2 separate regions of the Homo sapiens genome follow, and region 1 is linked to region 2. The links are chromatin loops, found by intact Hi-C in ENCODE. Cell type or tissue: Caco-2. All regions are shown on one strand. Links, peaks and the distances in the headings refer to the core of each region. The heading gives the core; the rest is flanking DNA.

Region 1 (9,981 bases), core at 882-8,881, 190 kb after region 2:
CTGTCTCTCAGACCACAGTGCAATCAAACTAGAACTCAGGATTAAGAAACTCACTCAAAATCGCTCAGCTACATGGAAACTGAACAACCTGCTCCTGAATGACTACTGGGTACATAACAAAATGAAGGCAGAAAGAAAGATGTTCTTTGAAACCAATGAGAACAAAGACACAACATACCAGAATCTCTGGGACACATTTAAAGCAGTACATAGAAGGAAATTTATAGCACTAAATGCCCACAAGAGAAAGCAGGAAAGATCTAAAATTGACACCCTAACATCACAATTAAAAGAACTAGAGAAGCAAGAGCAAACACATTCAAAAGCTAGCAGAAGGCAAGAAATAACTAAGATCAGAGCAGAACTGAAGGAGATAGAAACACGAAAAACCCTTCAAAAAATCAATGAATCCAGGAGCTGATTTTTTGAAAAGATCAACAAAATTGATAGACTGCTAGCAAGACTAATAAAGAAGAAAAGATAGAAGAATCAAATAGATGCAATAAAAAATGATAAATGGGATATCAACACCGATCCCACAGAAATACAAACTACCATCAGAGAACACTATAAACACCTCCATGCAAATAAACTAGAAAATCTAGAAGAAATGGATAAACTCCTCAACACATACACCCTCCCAAGACTAAACCAGGAAGAAGTTGAATCCCTGAATAGACCAACAATAGGCTCTGAAATTGAGGCAACAATAGCCTACCATCCAGAAAAAGTCCAGACCAGACGGATTCACAGCCAAATTCTACCAGAGGTACAAAGAGGAGCTGGTACCATTCCTTCTGAAACTATTCCAATCAATAGAAAAAGAGGGACTCCTCCCTAACTCATTTTATGAGGCCAGCGTCATCCTGATACCAAAGCCTGGCAGAAATACAACAAAAAAGGAGAATTTTAGACCAATATCCCCAAATGAACATCGATGCAAAAATCCTCAATAAAATACTGGCAAACTGAATCCAGCAGCACATCAAAAAGCTTATCCACCACAATCAAGTTGGCTTCATCACTGGGATGCAAGGCTGGTTCAACATACGCAAATCAATAAACATAATCCATCACATAAACAGAACCAATGACAAAAACCACATGATAATCTCAATAGATGCAGAAAAGGCCTTCGACAAAATTCAACAGCCCTTCATGCTAAAAACTTTCAATAGACTAGGTATTTCTTTTGTTTTGTTTCATTTTGTTTTTTTGAGAAGGAGTCTTGCTCTGTCGCCCAGGCTGGAGTGCAGTGGCACGATTTCTGCTCACTGCAAGCTCTGCCTCCCGGGTTCACACCATTCTCCTGCCTCAGCCTCCTGAGTAGCTGGGACTACAGGCGCCCGCCACCACGCCCGGCTAATTTTTTGTATTTTTAGTAGAGATGGGGTTTCACTGTGTTAGCCAGGATGGTCTCGATGTCCTAACCTTGTGATCCGCCTGCCTCAGCCTCCCAAAGTGCTGGGATTACAGGCGTAAGCCACCGCGCCCAGCCCTAGACTAGGTATTGATGGGATGTATCTCAAAATAATCAGAGTTATTTATGACAAACCCACAGCCAATATCATACCGAATGGGCAAAAACTGGAAGCATTCCCTTTGAAAACTGGCACAAGACAGGGATGCCCTCTCTTACCACTCCTATTCAACACAGTGTTGGAAGTTCTGGCCAGGACAATCAGGCAAGAGAAAGAAATAAAGCGTATTCAATTAGGAAAAGAGGAAGTCAAATTGTCCCTGTTTGCAGATGACATGATTGTATATTTAGAAAACCCCATCGTCTCCACCCAAAATCTCCTTAAGCTGATAAGCAACTTCAGCAAAGTCTCAGGATACAAAATCAATGTGCAAAAATCACAAGCATTCCTATATACCAATAACAGGCCAAATCATGAGTGAACTCCCATTCAGAATTGCTTCAAAGGGAATAGAATACCTAGGAATCCAACTTACAAGGGATGTGAAGGACCTCTTCAAGAACTACAAACCACTGCTCAACAAAATAAAAGAGGACACAAACAAATGGAAGAACATTCTATGCTCATGGATAGGAAGAATCAATATCATGAAAATGGCCATACTGCCCAAGGTAATTTATAGATTCAATGCAATCCCCATCAAGCTACCAATGACTTTCTTCACAGAATTGGAAAAAACTACTTTAAAGTTCATATGGAACCAAAAAAGAGCCCACGTTGCCAAGACAATCCTAAGCCAAAAGAACAAAGCTGGAGGCATCATGCTACCTGACTTCAAACTACACTACAAGGCTACAGTAACCAAAACAGCATGGTACTGGTACCAAAACAGAGATATGGACCAATGGAACAGAACAGAGCCCTCAGAAATAATACCACACATCTACAACCATCTGATCTTTGACAAACCTGATAAAAACAAGAAATGGGGAAAGGATTCCCTATTTAATAAATGGTGCTGGGAAAACTAGCTAGCCATATGTAGAAAGCTGAAACTGGATCCCTTCCTTAAACCTTACACAAAAATTAATTCAAGATGGATTAAAGACTTAAATGTTAGACCTAAAACCATAAAAACCCTAGAAGAAAACCTAGGCAATACCATTCAGGACCTAGGCATGGGCAAGGACTTCATGACTAAAACACCAAAAGCAATGGCAACAAAAGCCAAAATTGACAAATGGGATCTAAATAAACTAAAGAGCTTCAGCACAGCAACAGAAACTACCATCAGAGTGAACAGGCAACCTACAAAATGGGAGAAAATTTTTACAATCTACCCATCTGACAAAGGGCTAATATTCAGAATCTACAAAGAACTTAAACAAATTTATAAGAAAAAAATCAAACGACCCCATCAGAAAGTGGGCAAAGGATATGAACAGACACTTCTCAAAAGAAGATATTTATGCAGCCAACAGACATGAAAAAATGCTCATCACTGGCCATCGGAGAAATGAAAATCAAAACCACAGTGAGATACCATCTCACACCGGTTAGAATGGCGATCATTAAGAAGTCAGGAAACAACAGGTGCTGGAGAGGATGTGGAGAAATAGGAACACTTTTACACTGTTGGTGGGACTGTAAACTAGTTCAACCATTGTGGAAGACAGTGTGGCGATTCCTCAAGGATCTAGAGCTAGAAATCCCATTTGACCCAGCCATCCCATTACTGGGTATATACCCAAAGTATTATAAATCATGCTTCTATAAAGACACATGCACACATATGTTTATTGTGGCACTATTCACAATAGCAAAGACTTGGAACCAACCCAAATGTCCATCAGTGATAGACTGGATTAAGAAAATGTGGCACATATACACCATGGAATACTACACAGCCATAAAAAAGAATGAGTTCATGTCCTTTATAGGGACATGGATGAAGCTGGAAACCATCATTCTGAGCAAACTATCGCATGGACAGAAAACCAAACACCGCATGTTCTCACTCACAGGTAGGAATTGAACAATGAGAACACTTAGACACAGGGTGGGGAACATCACACACCAGGGCCTGTCCTGGGGTGGGCGGAGGTGGGAGGCATAGCATGAGGAGATATACCTAATGTAAATGACGAGTTAACGAGTTAACACACCAACATGGCACATGCATACATATGTAACAAACCTGCATGTTGTGCACATGTACCCTAGAAGTTAAAGTATAATAATTTAAAAAAACACTAAGAAATTTAACACACAAAAAAATGCCACACAGAAGACCTGTCAGACCAATCAATGTTTAGATTCTATTAGAAATGCTATTTAAAAAAATAAATAAATAAAACTAAAAATAAAAATTCTCAAGAGCCCTACGAAGTAGGCACCAGGAACTGACTTTTCAGATGAAGAAACTGAGACATAAAGATGCACATCACAGAAAGGTGCAGAGCTGGGATTCAAACCTGGGCTGCTGGCTCCAGAGCCTGCATTTAACTATGATACTACCTCCTGCAAAGCTGAGCAGTGGGTCATTAGCTGCCCATGCCTATCTTAATCAGCTTGGTCTCTGAAGCCACACGGCTTAAAAACCCTAGCTGCGTTATTTACTGGGTGGCCTAAACAAGGCACTTCTCTGAGCTTGTCTTCTCATCTATAGACTGGGGACACCACCACCTGTCTGGCAGGGTCATTCTGTGGTACTGTGAGGAGCTCCATCACAGTACCAACGTTACTGGGGAGACTGCTGTGACTACACTGCCCCCAGGTGACCTCCTTGGTTAGTGCTCCAAGCTCAGGAACAATATAGATGCTTCCTCACTTTCAATAGCGGAGGCTAAGCAGGGTTTGATCACCAAAGGCCCAAGTGCACAAAAGATGCAGTAATCACTGATAATATCACCGAACAATTTCCCTATGGACACCTGGGACTACTGACTGCTGCTGGGTCCTAAATACAAAACTCACTAGCTAGACAACAGAGGTGAGTCCTTTAGAATCCACCAACCCCCAACCAAGATCTACTTCCAGAAGGTTCACCTACAAGGCAGCTGGGCCAACATCTGGTGAGCTGTGGCAGGAGGTGATAGCTCTTCATTCATTTTGGCTGATATAACTAACATTCTGTCAAGCCCTCTGTGTTTACTTATCAAAGAAAGAGACAGACGTTGCCTGGGCATTGGACTGAGCCCCAAGGTTGAATCTCTCAATCTGCCACTTGGCAGCAGTGTGACATGAGCTGAAGAGATGAATGATAGCAACGGATACCTGGTTCTGCTCTTAAGATTCTAAGTGGGAAAGACAAATGCGCAAACACCTTCAAGGTAACACAGAGCTATGCTAAAGGCATGAACCATGGGCTCCAAGAAAGCTCACTCACCTGGCAGGGCAGCAATGGGCTCCAGAGGCTTCCTGAAGGACTTGGTCTATCTCTGGGGAGGGCAGACTCCAGGGAGAGGGAGCAGGAGAGTGGTAATAGTTAATAGTAGCAGCATTTATGATGTGCAATTCCTATTCTAAGCACTTGTCACATTCACTTAATCCTTACTATATCTCTAGTAAGTACACTATCCCCATCTTTTGGATGAAGAAACTCAAACAGAAAAAAGTTAAATAATCTGTCCAAGGTCTTGCAGCAACTAAGTGCCAGAACTGGGATTCAAAGCCAGAGAGTCCAGTGCCAGGACTATGCTCCCACCTTCTGCTCCGTTCTGCAAAGGAAGAGCGGTATGAAGTCCTATGCAGGGACCAAGAATCTGCTGAGTTGCTGGACAGCAAAGAGCAAGGTTGTTTTCTTTTTTCTGAGACAGAGTCTCGCTCTGTCACTAGGCTGGAGTGCAGTGGCACAATCTCAGCTCACCGCAACCTCTGCCTCCCGGGTTCAAGCGATTCTCCTGCCTCAGCCTCCCAAGCAGCTGGGACTACAGGCATGCACCATCACACCCAGCTAATTTTTTGTATTTTTAGTAGAGATGGGGTTTCACCATGTTGGCCAGGATGGTCTCCATCTCCTGACCTCAGGCAATCCACCCACCTCGGCCTCCCAAAGTGCTGGGATTACAGGCATGAGCCACCACACCCGGCCAAGGGCAAAGTTGTTTTAAGAATTAAATGAGTGGCTGGGCGTGGTGGCTCACGCCTATAATCTCAGGACTTTCGGAGGCTGAGGCTGGCGGATGACCTGAGGTCGGGAGTTCGACCTCAACCCTCTCCCACTCGAGTGACCCATTCTACCATCTGCAAACCATAGCTGTTGTTAGCCCACCTTTTAACTAGGCAGTTGTCCTAACTTTTTTTTAAAGTATGTCCTGCCTTGGGAGAACTGTATGATTGGTCTTTTTTTTTTTTCTTCCCCAAGACGGAGTCTTGCTCTGTCCCCCAGGCTGGAGTGCAGTGGCACAATCCCAGCTCACTGCAACCTCCACCTCCTGGGTTCAAGCAATTCTCCTGTCTCAGCCTCCCGAGTAGCTGGGATTACAGGAACCTGCCACCATGCTCAGCTAATTTTTGTATTCTTAGTAGAGATGGGGTTTCACCTTCTTGGCCAGGCCGGTCTCGAACTCTTGATCTCGTGATCCGCCCGCCTTGGCCTCTGGAAGTGCTGAGATTACAGGCGTGAGCCACCGCACCTGGCCCAGGTCTTTTCTTAATAATAAACACTGGTGTAAGTTAAATGGTTTATATTCAACTTGTATAAGTTAAGTGGTTTCTTTACTGTGGGGTTTTTCAGCTTTCCCTAGCTAGTAGGCATCCTGACCCTCCCAGGCAGATACGGCATGCCGAGCTTCCCTGACAACAGAACACTGCCCCAGCAAAACATGCCTGGAGGTCTCCTGTTATGTCCACAATATGGCCTACCATACTTTGCCCCCAAAGCTCCCCTCCTGGTAACACCCCATTTCTCAGCTCCCCTTCTCAGCACTATTTTTTGTCTATAATCACTGACTCCCACACTTCCTCACCTCATATCCTCTTACCCCACTCCAGGGAGGCAGCCAGCCCCGACCTTCCACTGGGATGGCCCTTGTCAGGGGACTGTCAATCACCCCAGACTGTACACCATGGTTCCCCCGACTTTGCCACCATGACCTCCTTCCTGTTCCTCCATATATCTCGCTCAGTCCAGCCCTAGAACCTGCTCTCTGCCTGCCAACACTCCTCCCCTCTCAGGTCCCTCTCATTCCAGCTTCAGCTTCATCACCACCACTTCAGAGGCCTTTCCTGACCTGCAATCTAAAGCAGTCACGTGACCCTACAGGAATTCCCTATAAGGCACATTCATTATCAGATCTTTGTCCCGAAACCAGTCCTACCACAGCTTTTCAATCGCCAGAGTCAATAAAAAAATCTCCTTTTTGACTTATGCCAGCTGAGGACAGGCTAGAAAGCCTACAACTAAAGAACCCTGATGGAGATGCTCAGACCTCCCCACCAGCAAGATCCAGCTAATCTTCCCTGCAGGTCTCCCTCCCTTCCAGGCTTGTGTAGGAAACCAAGTCTACAAGGCAAGTGGCAGGACTAGTGACTTGAGGCCTTTAGACACAAGGTCAAGAACCGCAGGGACATGGCAAATTTCATCTGCAGATTTGTTTTTATTTCTGCTGTGCAATTAAAAAAAAAAAAAAAGGGTAAGAGCTGTGAAAGGAAAGGAAGATGGGCTTCCCGGAAGCCAGTGTCCCAGTGTGTGCTCCCTCCCCTTGACCTTCCCAGTCCCAGGTGCTCCTGGTGCAGACAGACACGGGGAGGTGGTTATGGTTATTGTTTTCTTTTTTTAATGAAACTAGATCACTGCTTACAAAACCCTGCACAAGCCCTCCTGCCCATCCCCTTCACAGTTCCCTTGGCTCAGCCTCTCCTGTCTCACAGGAACTGCAACAAAATGGGTGTGGAACAGCCACCACCACGTCCATTGAACGACAGGAAGGGAGAGGCCCTGGGCTCCGACCCTGGGCCTTAAGAGGGTGACAGTTCTTCCTTCCACATCCGTTCCCATGGGGCCTGGAGTTGCATGGATGAGGGTGGTCCATGCCACCATGGTTCTCAGGCCACCACTCAGACCAGAGTGAAATGATGTGAATGTCCCACCCCACAGAGCCCCCTCCCCCCATAGATTCCCCCCACCCCCCCCCCCAAACCCTAATTCTACCCCTCTACTGAGATGAGGCCCAGCTTCCATCAGAAGGGCCAGGGCCTACAGGCTGTAGAACTTGAGGCTTCTGTCCATGCCTGTTGAAGCGATGAACTTGGCGTGATGCCCGAAGGCCACCCCTGTGGTCAGGCCGCTATGCTCTGAGGAGAAAGATAAGAGGCAACTGTGAGAAGGCTTTTCCTCCTTTAGTCTGAACACTGATCCCTAATAACAGATTCCCAAACAACCAGGCCTTCTCTAATTAGTATTTATCACACCGCAGGCTCCTGTTTGTTTTCCCTAGGCTGACCTGCACACTACCCCCAGTGCCTCCCTCAGTGCCTGGCATTTTTCACTGGTGGGATGAATGAATAAAGCAATGCCAGCCCCCCCTTCTCACCTGAGCTTTCTGGGCAACTGCAGTTCGGCTAGGTTTAGTTGAAAAACCTCAGAGCTCAGCTTGTTTATGCCTAGTGCTCACTACTTGCTCGTAAGTGGAACAGTCCATCAGCATTTTCTAGCTCATAGTGTTCCAACCCCAGGGCACTCAGGCCCCTAACACAGAGCAGGACCAGATAAGAGGCAGATGAGGCTGGGCAACATTCCTCATGGGACTCCAGAAATTCATGAACATCTGGCCAAATTCCTTCTAGATTTAGGATCACACCTGGAGTCAACCAACTCCCCATTAAAAAGCTCACGCTGTATTTTCAGCTACCTAACTCGGTTCTAAATCAAAACACCAGGTACAGTACAGGGTGAAAACCGGTGAGCCATATTGTTAGGATGGACACCTTTGTTATACAAACACACTGAGCAGGGCTCAGGAGAATACGGGGCAAGAAGAAATATCTTGTATCCTGCTCACAACCTGCTAATGAGGACGAGAATTTCATCAACACACACAGCAGTAGCTCCCATTCATGTAGCATCTTAAGTGAGCATCAGGCACCCTGTTACCAGCATATTAGCATGCCATCTCCACAACACCAGCTGTCACACCCTGCAAAGCTGTGCCAATATTCCCATTTTCTAGATGAAGGAGTTCAAGATCTGAAAGGGAAAGTCACGTACCCAGGGCCACATAACTGTTAGGTTAGAAACCCTGTTACCCATTCTCTCAGCATCTCATGCTTTTCTTCTCTAGCACTTATAATTGCAATTAAATGTGTACATGTGAAATTAATCTACATCTGCCTTACTAACCTGACTATAAATTACATCAGTGCCCAAATCGGGTCTGTTTTATTCACTGCTCTATCCCACCACAGACTAAGACCCAATGCTGAGTGAGAACAACTGCAAATCCTGACTACGTGCCAGACACCGTTCTGACCTATGTATTCACAGACGGTCCCCGATTTACCATGGTTCAACTTGCAATATTTTCAGCTTATGATGCACTTATCAGGATGTGGCTCCATCGTATATCAAGGAGCACCTGTATGTATTTTCATCTAAACCTCAACAACCCCACTGAGTCTATAGTTACCATTCCCACTTTTCTGAGAGGTTAAGTAATATTGGATCTCAGAAAACAATACCCCAAAGTATGGTGGTTTGGCACGCTGAGGGCTTTGAACCAAGGTCTCTCTGACCATGTCCTGCCCTCCTGTCTCTTGCCCCTCTTTCTCTAAGGGCAGGTCATCTGAAAGGAACATCATGAATCCCCTTCCTGGGAATCTCAACCAGGGAAAATGAACTGGTCTCACAAGAGAGAAGACTAGATGCCAGTCTTTGTCACAGACTGTCATGCATTATTTATCTAAGGTCTGCTCTGAGACAACTTTTATTACCTGAGAGACTCTGTAGTGCACTTCCTCCCCATCCCCCCACATAACTTGTGTCACCACCACCCCCTAGAAGCCTTAGGCCCCTACTCCCTTCTGCAGTTCAGGATGCCATAGAGTCATGTGTCACATAATGACATGTCAGCGACGGACCACACAAACACTGGTCCCATAAGATTACAGTGGAGCTGAAAAATTCCTATCACCAAGTGATGTCATAACCATCATCATGTCACAATGCAATGCATTATTCACGTTTGTGGGGATACAGGTATAAACAAATCTACTACACTGCCAGTTGTATAAAAGTATAATATAGCTAGGCGCGGTGGCTCACGCCTGTAATCCCAGCACTTTGGGAGGCCGAGGTGGGCAGATCACGAGGTCAGGAGTTTGAGATCAGCCTGGCCAACATAGTGAAACCTCATCTCTACTACAAATACAAGTACAAAAAAAAAAAAATTAGCCAGATGTGGTGGCACACGCCTGAAGTCCCAGCTACTCGGGAGGCTGAGGCAGGAGAATCACTTGAACCCAGGAGGCGGAGGTTGCAGTGAGCCAAGACCATGCCATTGCACTCCAGCCTGGGTGACAGAGCAAGACTCAATCTCAAAAAAAAAAAAAGTATAACATA
Region 2 (9,981 bases), core at 919-8,918:
ATTTATAGCATTAAATGCCTACATCAAAAAAAGCAGAAAGATGACAAATTAACAGCTTAATATTGTATCTCAAGGATGTAGAGAAACAAGGAGAAATCAAACCCGAAATTGGCAGAAGAAAAAAAAAAAGATCAAGGCAGGACTAAATAAATCAGAAATGAAAAAAGAATAAAAAGGATCAACGAAATGAAAAGTTTGTTCCTTGAAAAGATAAAATTGATAAACCACTAGCTAGACTAATAAAAGGGAGAGAAGATTCAAATAAACACAATCAGAATTGAAAATGAAGACATTACAATTGATACCACAGCAATACAAAAGGCTCTGACATAAGGATTTGGGTGCTTACTTGGGAAGTGACCCAAGACTCACTGTGAAAAAAAATGGAAAAGTGATACCAAAAAAAGGAAGAAAGTCAATAGACTATGTATTAATGAATGAGTTCTGTTATAGGGAACTGGTGCTTAATCCTGTTGGAGACTCTCTAAGAGACAGTTGAAACACACTTCAAAATTATTTCTCTTAGGGGACAGAGAAGCTAGGGTAGTTATCCAGCATATGCACGTTACACTGGATAGGAAAAATTCTTGTGGGATTAACTTCCCAGCACCTATGGCCTGCCCCATACCTATGCATCCTCGGAAAAGAAAGGAGTTGTCCATAGATGTGGAGACTGGCTGAAGATGCAGCATCAATACAGCATTTGCTGCAGAGTTTGCTCAGAGTTTGAGGCTGCAGTGAGCTATGATCACGTTACTGTACTCTAGCTTGAGCAAGACCCTGTCTCAAGACCTCCAGAGTGGATCAAGGGGATATAGATGCTGCATCAACAGCATTTGCTGAAGTAGGTTTGGACAATAATAATCTCCCTTGTATGTCTCCGGTCCCTTCTAGAAAGTTGGCACCACTTCTATAAACTCAATTAAAAGGTGACAAATTTCATCTTCTACAATATCTGGTTAAACCTGGTCCTGAATGTCCCACGTGCACTAGGGCTTAGCCACCTATATGTCCTCATTCAGATGCCTCTTATTATTTCTGTCAATACAGTTTGGTTCATGTTATTCGTCTTTACAAAAAGCTATTGAGTTACTTTATAGAGTTAGACAAATGCTAAAGTTCATTTGGAAAAACAAACATGCAAGAATAGCCATAAAATATAATGAAAAAGGAAAAATTACACAGGAGACTAACCCTACAGGACATTGAAGTACACTGGAAAGCCTCTATAATTAAAACATTGTTGAAATAACACATGAATAGACAAATAGACCAATAGAAAGTAAAAGAAAGACCAGAATTAGAACCAAATGCATATAGAAATTTAGGCTGTGACAAAGGTGGCATTTCAAATGCCGCTGAAGAGAAGATGAGCTATTTAATAAATTGCCCTGGGGCAGCCAGGTAGACTTTTGGAAAAATTTAAAATTAGACCCACATCTCATAGCATTCACAAAAAAATACATTTTACATGTATTAAGAATCAAAATGTAAAAAGTAAAACAATACAAGTATTAGAAGAAAACACAGCTAAATTCCTGTTTAATCTTAGTGTTAGGAAAGGCTTTCAAACAATGACTCAAATGCATAGGTAATAAAAGATAAGACTGATAAATTTTACTACAAAAATTTTTAAAATTTTTCTTGACAGAAAACCACCCTAAACAAAATCAAAAGACACTGTCAAAATTGGAGAATATACCAAAGACAAAGACCTAAAATCCCTAGTATGTAAAGAACTCTTTAAAAATTAAGGGACAAAGGTCCAGGAATCTGATAGAAAAAATGGGTAAAGAAGTAAAATTTGGGTTAGGCATGGTGGCTCACTCCTGTAATCCCTGCACTTTGGGAGGCCGAGGCAGGAGAATCATTTGAGGCCAGGAATTGAAGACCAGCCTGGGCAGCATAGTGAAATCCTGTCTCTACAAAAAATTTTAAGATTTAGCTGGCCACAGTAGTGCGTGCCTGCAGTCCCAGCTATTCAGGAGGCTGAGGCAGGTGGATTGCTTGAGCCTGGGAGTTTGAGGCTGCAGTGAACTATCACTGCACTCCAGCCTGAGCAAGACCCTGTCTCTAAAAAATACAAACAACAACAAAAAAGTGAAGTCTGACTCCAGCTACCTTTTCATCTTTTTTACATTCAATGTCCTTCACTGTGAGCCATTCCCAACATATCTCTACCTTCTCTTCCCCAAGACTTTTCCCTTTCCATACCCTCAACGGTGTTCTTTTTGTTTTGACCATCTTACAATGTTCTAGCCATCCCATCAACTTCATTTGTTCTTCATTGTTCACCTTCTTCAACGGTAAATCTGTCATGGACTATTACATGCAGCTGTTTTTGTACTGTGCAATTCACACGATGTATGTCATAGATATGTGGAATGCCCTCCCATGGATGGCTTCTGATTTTCTATTGGCTCTGACTTGGATGAAAATAGATCTAAGTTGATTACAAGTCTCATTTCACTCGCTGTGATTCTATCCCTTTCTGGACTGCAGTTTATTGATTTCATATGCCACCTTCTGTTTGAAGTCTTCCCTAATCTCTTCAAGTCCAACAAATCATTTTCTCCTCTGTTCTCCTGTGGGGACATTTATCTCTCTTCTGTGGTGTTTATTTCATCCTGTCTCATGTTACAGCTAAATACAGCACACCCTGGGTGCCCAGTTCATTTCTGTGTCTCCCAGAGCAACCAGCCCAACCCTTTCTTCTCCATGGAGATTATACCATAGACTCTTGTCAAATCAAACCATATTTAACTGGCTCATTAACCAAAACAGGAAATAAATACGAATGAAACTGAGCTCTAAGCAGCATGTAACCTGGCCTGCATCCAGGAAATAGAGGACTTCGGATCCTTCTAACCCTACCACCCAACTGGCCCCAGTACATTCATTCTCTCAGGAAAAAAAACAAGGTCCCCACAGCAAAGAAAAGGAATAGGATCAAGAGATACGTGGCTGCTGGCAGAGCAAGGTGAGTCTGCTTAATCTGGTGGTTGGTAACTGGGAGTTGGTGATAAGGTTTTTCTACCAAGTGAGACTTACGGCGAACCAGTGTGGATGAGGGATAGACAGAGTGTATTGTACTAGCTTTATTGAGTCTGCTCCAAGAGAAAGAAAGAGAAAGATAGGACATGGAGGGGGATGGGAGAAACAAAAAGAAAAAGAATTTTTAAAACCACATTAGAATGTATAAGTAGCCTAGAAAATTGAGCAGTGGAAGCCACCCAATGAACAGACACTGCCTTGGCAATGGGGCTTCCCTTGAGAAGGATAATCTCCATTTAACTAATATTGACATACCTGGGACCTTGGAGGATTCTTGTCCACTCTCTCACCCTGTTTCCTTTTCCAGAAAATGAGAGAATTGAACTCAATGTTGTCCAAGAGATTTTCTAGTTCTGAACTTTTGCTTTCAGCCAGTACTAACATATGCAAAGCAGCACTCTAAACACTATGAGAGGCCGGGTGCGGTGGTTCACATCTGTAATCCCAGCACTTTGGGAGGCCGAGGCAAGCGGATCGCCTGAGGTCAGGAGTTCGAGACCAGCCTGGCCAACAGGGGGAAACCCCATCTCTACTAAAAATACAAAAATTAGCTGGGTGTGGTGGCGGGGGCCTGTAATCCCAGATACTCAGGAGGCTGAGGCAGGAGAATTGCTTGAACCTGGGAGGCGGAGGTTGCAGTGAGCCAAGATCGTACCACTGCACTCCAGCCTGGGTGACAGAGCCAGACTCTGTCTCAAAAAAAAATTAAAAAATAAACACTATGAGAGACACAAAGATGGAAAAGATGGACCCCTTGCCCTCTGGTAGCCTTTAGCCTCTTTGAGTCTTAGTTTTCTCATCTGTAAAACTGGGCGGGTGAGAGGATGAAAGGAAATGTATTTGTAAAGCACCTCTTAAGTGCCCTATAACTGATATCTATTATTTGTAACATGGGATTCATAAACTTGTAGAGGGTTAAGATGCTCCAATGAGCTAGAAGAAGCAAAAGTCCTTTTTAAAGGACAAGTCCATATGTGAGGGAAAATTCTCTCGCATTTATTTCTTGGCAGCATGAATTCGATGACTTCAGCAGTTCCGGTGGCCAATTCTGTGTTGGTGGTGGCACCCCACAATGGTTATCCTGTGACCCCAGGAATTATGTCTCACGTGCCCCTGTATCCAAACAGCCAGCCGCAAGTCCACCTAGTTCCTGGGAACCCACCTAGTTTGGTGTCGAATGTGAATGGGCAGCCTGTGCAGAAAGCTCTGAAAGAAGGCAAAACCTTGGGGGTAAGTGAGATTTCCCTTTGCAGGCCACAGACTGCACAGCTGGAGTGATGGCAGGGGGAAGGGAAGGCCTGGGAAATACACAAACACTACATCCCGCAAGTGGGGCTGAGTTGATCGCGCCTTGCCAAGCACAGGTCTATTAGAAAGCTCAGCTGCACAACATCACAGGCGGCCTCTGCTCAGACCTTGTATTTTCTGATTTAGGCATTTTCGGAAAGAGAAAGAAAAGCAACAAAAAAGCAGCACGCTTGAAGGTTGATCCTGTTGCCAGGATCCACGCCCAGCCCTGTGGCCTCTGAAGAAAGGGGTCCCAGCAAGACCAAAATAGACCACAAGGTGGAGTCAGAATCCAATAAGATCGAATCAAATATTTGCCCAACAGGAAACAAAGCAGGTTAGGCAACCAACAACATAAATGGTCACCGCAACCCCTGAGAGGCTGTCCTGCGCTGGACAAAGAAAGGCCCATTTCACTGTGTAGCTGAATGATGGGCATGAATTTGGATGCAGACTGCCCGAGCTCCAACCCTAGCTCCACCCTCAGATAGTGCTCATGGGAACAAAAATTGATACAACCCTTAGGGAGGGAAATTTGTATCTGCCAAATTTACAAAATATCCAATAATTCCATTGCTGGAACTTCATCCTCCAGATATGCCTGTGCCCACAAAAACTGTGATATGTATGAGCTTATTCATTGCAGCGTGGTTTGTGATAACAAAAATATTGTAATATCCATCAATATAATACCGGTTAAGTCAGTATATTGGTTAAGTCAGTGTAATATACTGGTTAAGTCAGTGCATCCAAAGAATAAAATGTAGTGGAGCTATGAAAAGAACAAGAAAGCTCTTTGTGTAATGATAGGGACACACCCCAAGATATGGAGTTAATGGAAGAAAGTAAGGGGCAGACACTGTGTATAATTTGCTTACATTTATGTGAATTTAAGGAAGTAATATATTTGTATTTGCTACCACGTGTGTAATATACAAACATACACAGATGTTCTTTCATTTACAATGGGATTATGTCCCAGTGTACCCATCGTAAATTAAAAATATCATAAGTAAAAAATACATTTAATACATGTAGCCTACCAAACATCATAGCTTAGCCTCGCCTACCTTAAACAAGTTCAGAACACTTAGGTTAGCTTACAGCTGGGCAAAATCATCTAACACAAAGCCTATTTAATAGTGTTCTTGAATATCTAATGTAGTTTACTGAACACTGGACTGAAAATGAAAAGCAGAATGATTGTATGGGTACTCCAAATACGGTTTCTACTGAATTCATGTCACTTTCACACCATAATAAAGTTGAAAACTTTGTTTTTTTGAGACAGAGTCTCACTCTGTCACCCAGGCTGGAGCGCAGTGGCGCAGTCTTGGCTCACTGCAACCTCTGCCTCCTGGGTTTAAGCGATTCTCCCGCCTCAGCCTCCCAAGTAGCTGGGATTACAGGCACCCACCATCATGCCGAGCTAGTTTTTGTATTTTTGTAGAGACAGGGTTTCACCATGTTGGCCAGGCTGGTCTTGAACTCCTGACCTGTGATCCGCCCGTCTCAGCTTCCCAAAGTGCTGAGATTACAGGTGTGAGCCACTGTGCCTGGCCCACATGGCATTTTTTATAAGGACACCAATCATATTGGATTGGAGACCCACTCTACTCCAGTGTGACCTCATCTTGGCTGATTATATCTGCAACAACTCTGTTTTCAAATAGAGTCACATTCTGAGGCACTCAGCATTAGAATTTCAACACATGAATTTGGAGGAGGGTTGGGGGAGGGGAGCATAATTTAACACATAACAATATCCTAAAGAAATAAGAGATGAAGGCAAAGATTTACATAGAAGGATGTTTATCACAATGTTACATATAATAGAAAAAAGTAGAAATAATCTTACCTGTCCAATAACTCTGTCTCAACTACTCCACAGACCATCCATAATGGGATCTGAGCAGCCCTGAAAAAACATATGTTCCAAGAATACTTAATGCCATGAGGACACATTCATGATGAAATATTAAGTTAATAAAATTCAGGGGGCCATGTTGTGCTATCAAGGTATATATTTGAAAAGAATAATGGGAGAATACACCAAAATGTAAACAGTTGTTTTCTCCAGGCGGAGGGGAGATTACAGGTAGTTTTTATTTCATTTTTGTATTTCCCATATTACTTTTTAGACCATGAAAATAAAACATTTATTAAAATTAAAAGGAGGCTCATAGGGGAGGCAGGACCCAGCCTCAGAAACAAGACTTCAGCTTGTGGCTCTCCTGACAGGCCATCCAGATCATCATTGGCCTGGCTCACATCGGCCTCGGCTCCATCATGGCGACGGTTCTCGTAGGGGAATACCTGTCTATTTCATTCTACGGAGGCTTTCCCTTCTGGGGAGGCTTGTGGGTGAGTAACTCAAGTCCTCCTGCCGATGAGCTCCCAGAAGGTGCCAAGGCACTCAAGGCCACCTTGCCAAGTTGTGCAGCTGTGCCCTGCAGAAGGTTCCCAGCCACCCAAATGTGGGGGATAGGAAACCAGCCAGCCCTGGCCTCGTTCCGCAAGCATATTAGTTTGGTAGGGCCGGCCCAACAGAGTATAGCACCACAGGTTGGATGGCTTAAACAACAGAAATTTGTTATCTCACAGTTCTGGCGGCTGAAAGTCTGCGATGGAGATGTTAGCAGATGTTTTCCCCTAAGGTCTCTCTCCTTGGCTTGCAGAAGGTCGTCTTCTCCCTGAGCCTTTCCACGGCCTTCCTCCATGCCTGTGCCCTAGTCTCCTCTTCCTATGAGGACACCAGTCATTTTGGATTAGGGTCCCCCCTGATGACCTCATTTAACCTGAATGACGGTTTTAACAACCCTATCTCCAAACACAGTCAGATTCTGGAGCACTACAGATTAGGGCTTCAATCTACGAAATTTGGTGGGGGATAGAGGGTGTGGACACAATTCAGCCCATAATATCAAGCTACAACCCCGCAAGGTGACATCCCCTCAAAAGGGATGTATTTTCTTTTTACTTTTTTTTTTTTTTTTTTTTTTGAGATGGAGTCTCACTCTGTCGCCCAAGCTGGAGCGCAGTGGTGCAATCTCGGCTCACCGCAACCTCCCCCTCCCGGATTCAAGCAATTCTCCTGCCTCAGCCTCCCTAGTAGCTGGGATTACAGACGCGCACCACCACGCCCGGCTAATTTTTGTATTTTTAGTAGTGACAAGATTTCACCACGTTGGCCAGGCTGGTCTCAAACTCCTGACCTCAGGTGATCCACTTGCCTCAGCCTCCCAAAGTGCTGGGATTACAGGTGTGAGCCACCACACCCGGCCAAAAGGGATGTGTTTTCTTAATTCACAAAGAAAACATCCACATGTAAAAAATACACTGGGAATAGCCCCTGGCATTGTTGGACATAGGCCCACAAGCCTGAGCTCCAGGAGAAAAACACTCAGCAAAGGTGAAGAGTGGCTTCCCAGCTGTAGAACAGCAAGGGTTTGAGTGCTTGAGCACTGGGGACTCAATCTAGATCTGCAGATGGGCTTTGGGGGCTCCATTTTGGCAAAATACCTAATATGCTAAATGTGTATTATTTTTCTGGAAGGGTCCATAGCTTTCATCAGATTATCAGAGTGATCCGTGACTCCATAAAGTGTTAAGAACTACAGTCCTTCTTCCACATCAGTTTATTACCTTTATGGTTCCTTTGCAGTGTCCCCCTGCCCACACACACACACACACACACACATACACACACACACATACAAACAAACACACATACACACACACACACATACACACACACACTCTCTCTCTCTCTCCTTCTCCTCCCCTCTCCACCTTCCTTTCTCCTTTCTCTCCCTTCTGTTACAGTCTTCCTCCTGACTCACACACCTACATGTGACACTAATGCAACTTTCCTCATAAATGGCACAACTCCAGAGTAACCTAGGTGCCAGCCCAAGTCCCTCTACCTTATAAGAGTTAAATAAAATAGCCTAGAGCTATCTCCATCCCCGACAGCCACACAAGTTCTGCAAATGAACAGGGCTCCTCTAGCGAGGCTCTGCACACACCCAAACTCAGAACTCAGCCCCTTTCCCTCCCACAACCACTCACAAGATACCTGTTCCTGTATCTCTGACCTTCGTGGAATGTGGGGCTATGGAGAGGGCTAGCATCACGGCCACCCAGGCCTACCATTGAGCACACAATGCCTACCACGGAGCACTGGATTCCACCAAGTGCCAGTGAGCAGCAGGCAGTTGTCCTGGCATCTCAAATGCCTCACTGACCACGCCTCCTCCCACCAGGCTGCTGAGTCCCTTCAGCCCTCATGACCTTCCTCCTTTTGCTCTGCAGGGCAGTTGTGCTCTTTGCTGCCTTCTTGATCCCAGGACTGTCTTTCTATTTCCCAAAGATCATCAATATCCTCTTCTGAAACAAAGGCTCATCTCCTCTGGCACCTCAGAAGGACTGAGAGGGATACCAAAAGTCCAGCCCTTCCTCCCCATCAAATCTCTATAAACAGAAGGGTGTGAGCCTGAGATTTGTTTTTCCACTCATAGGAGAATATGGCCTTGGCCTTGGAAGGCAGAAACAGCTGGAATAAGTTTTCACTGTAAATAACTATGTCCACTCTATGGCACATGCATCTGCCGTGGGTGGGAGGGAGTATGGAGTGAGGGTTAGGAACATGGAGTCTGAAATCAAGCTGTCTGGATTTGATTCTCAAATGCATGTGCCATAGAGTGGAAACACTTATTTACAATGAAAACTCCGCTGGATGATGTTGTGTGAGTTGTTCAAAATCTCTAAGCCTCAGTCTCCTCATTGATAAAATGGCAAGAGTAATACTGCTTGATGGGCCACCATGTGGTTAAATGAGGCGAGGTTGAACAAGTACTTCATCTGTTGGGGGGAGGGCGGTGATGGGTTGCTAGTCGGTACGTGGCTTCTTTTGGGGCCGTTGCAAATGTTCTAACTTACATTGTAGTGATGATTGCACAACTTTATAAATATACTAAAAATAATTGCATAATATACTTTAAATGGGTGAATTATATGATACATGAATTATATGTCAATGAAGCCTTTTCTAAAAAAGCATTTTCTATAGTGCCCCACAAATGGTAGCTCCTATTAAATATAGCTCATGCCCTCTCATACCACTCTTGCTAGCCCACTGGGCAAATGATGGCAGGCAATCCCATCAGCCACAGTGCCTGCGGAATACCATGTTGGATGAAATGCACGCAATTGACATCATCATCCTCGTATTTGATGTTCAGCATCATAGCGACACAATGTTTATCTGAGTAACTAAAAGTTATTTGTCCAGATATGCAGGCAGGCAAGGATTGATGTCAGGCTTCTATCTAAAAGCAGCAGAGAAGACGCTGGTAACCCCTTCCTTCTCCCCTCCAGAGCCCCCAAACCTAACTGAATCTTGATATAAAGATTGGAAAACAATAGGGTGTACTTGTGGGAAAATAAAATACAAGGAAATAATCCAACATTTGAGCATCTACTAAGTGTAAAGATATACTAAATGCCAGATGTAGGGCATAAGTTGTCTCATGACAATGACACTTGGGAAGAGCTATAAATTTTTCCATTTTGTAGATGAGGAAATAAAGACTTAGAGAAGTTAATAACTTACCCAAGGTCAAGAGTTTCTAGCCAGAA

What was found. Peaks named below come from ENCODE experiments on the same cell type or tissue, not always from the same donor. Only the 100,000 strongest peaks of a DNase experiment are listed, where the experiment ranks them.
Region 1: a loop joins it to region 2, with 13 times the contacts of the local background. A loop is called at or near these places in 4 of 110 quality-filtered maps.

The regions. Positions count from the first base shown.
Region 1 is chr11:60,883,546-60,893,526 of GRCh38, forward strand. It overlaps PRPF19 (pre-mRNA processing factor 19), which reads right to left. Exons shown (of 16, transcript NM_014502.5): 16 at 7,002-7,718. The coding sequence ends at 7,621. Among named protein-coding and RNA genes, the nearest start is that of PRPF19, 18 kb to the right of the region's middle. In Caco-2, for the core only: a CTCF peak has its summit at 4,164 (motif pointing left); DNase peaks (open chromatin) are centred at 4,166 and 6,642.
Region 2 is chr11:60,696,796-60,706,776 of GRCh38, forward strand. MS4A8 (membrane spanning 4-domains A8) reads left to right here and starts at 2,817. Exons shown (of 7, transcript NM_031457.2): 1 at 2,817-2,980; 2 at 4,065-4,284; 3 at 6,583-6,705. The coding sequence starts at 4,066. It overlaps LOC105369321 (a long non-coding RNA gene), which reads right to left and starts at 7,134. Exons shown (of 6, transcript XR_001748240.2): 1 at 6,944-7,134; 2 at 6,200-6,259. RefSeq lists enhancers at 3,861-4,362, 4,363-4,862. In Caco-2, for the core only: a CTCF peak has its summit at 4,646 (motif pointing right); a DNase peak (open chromatin) is centred at 4,636.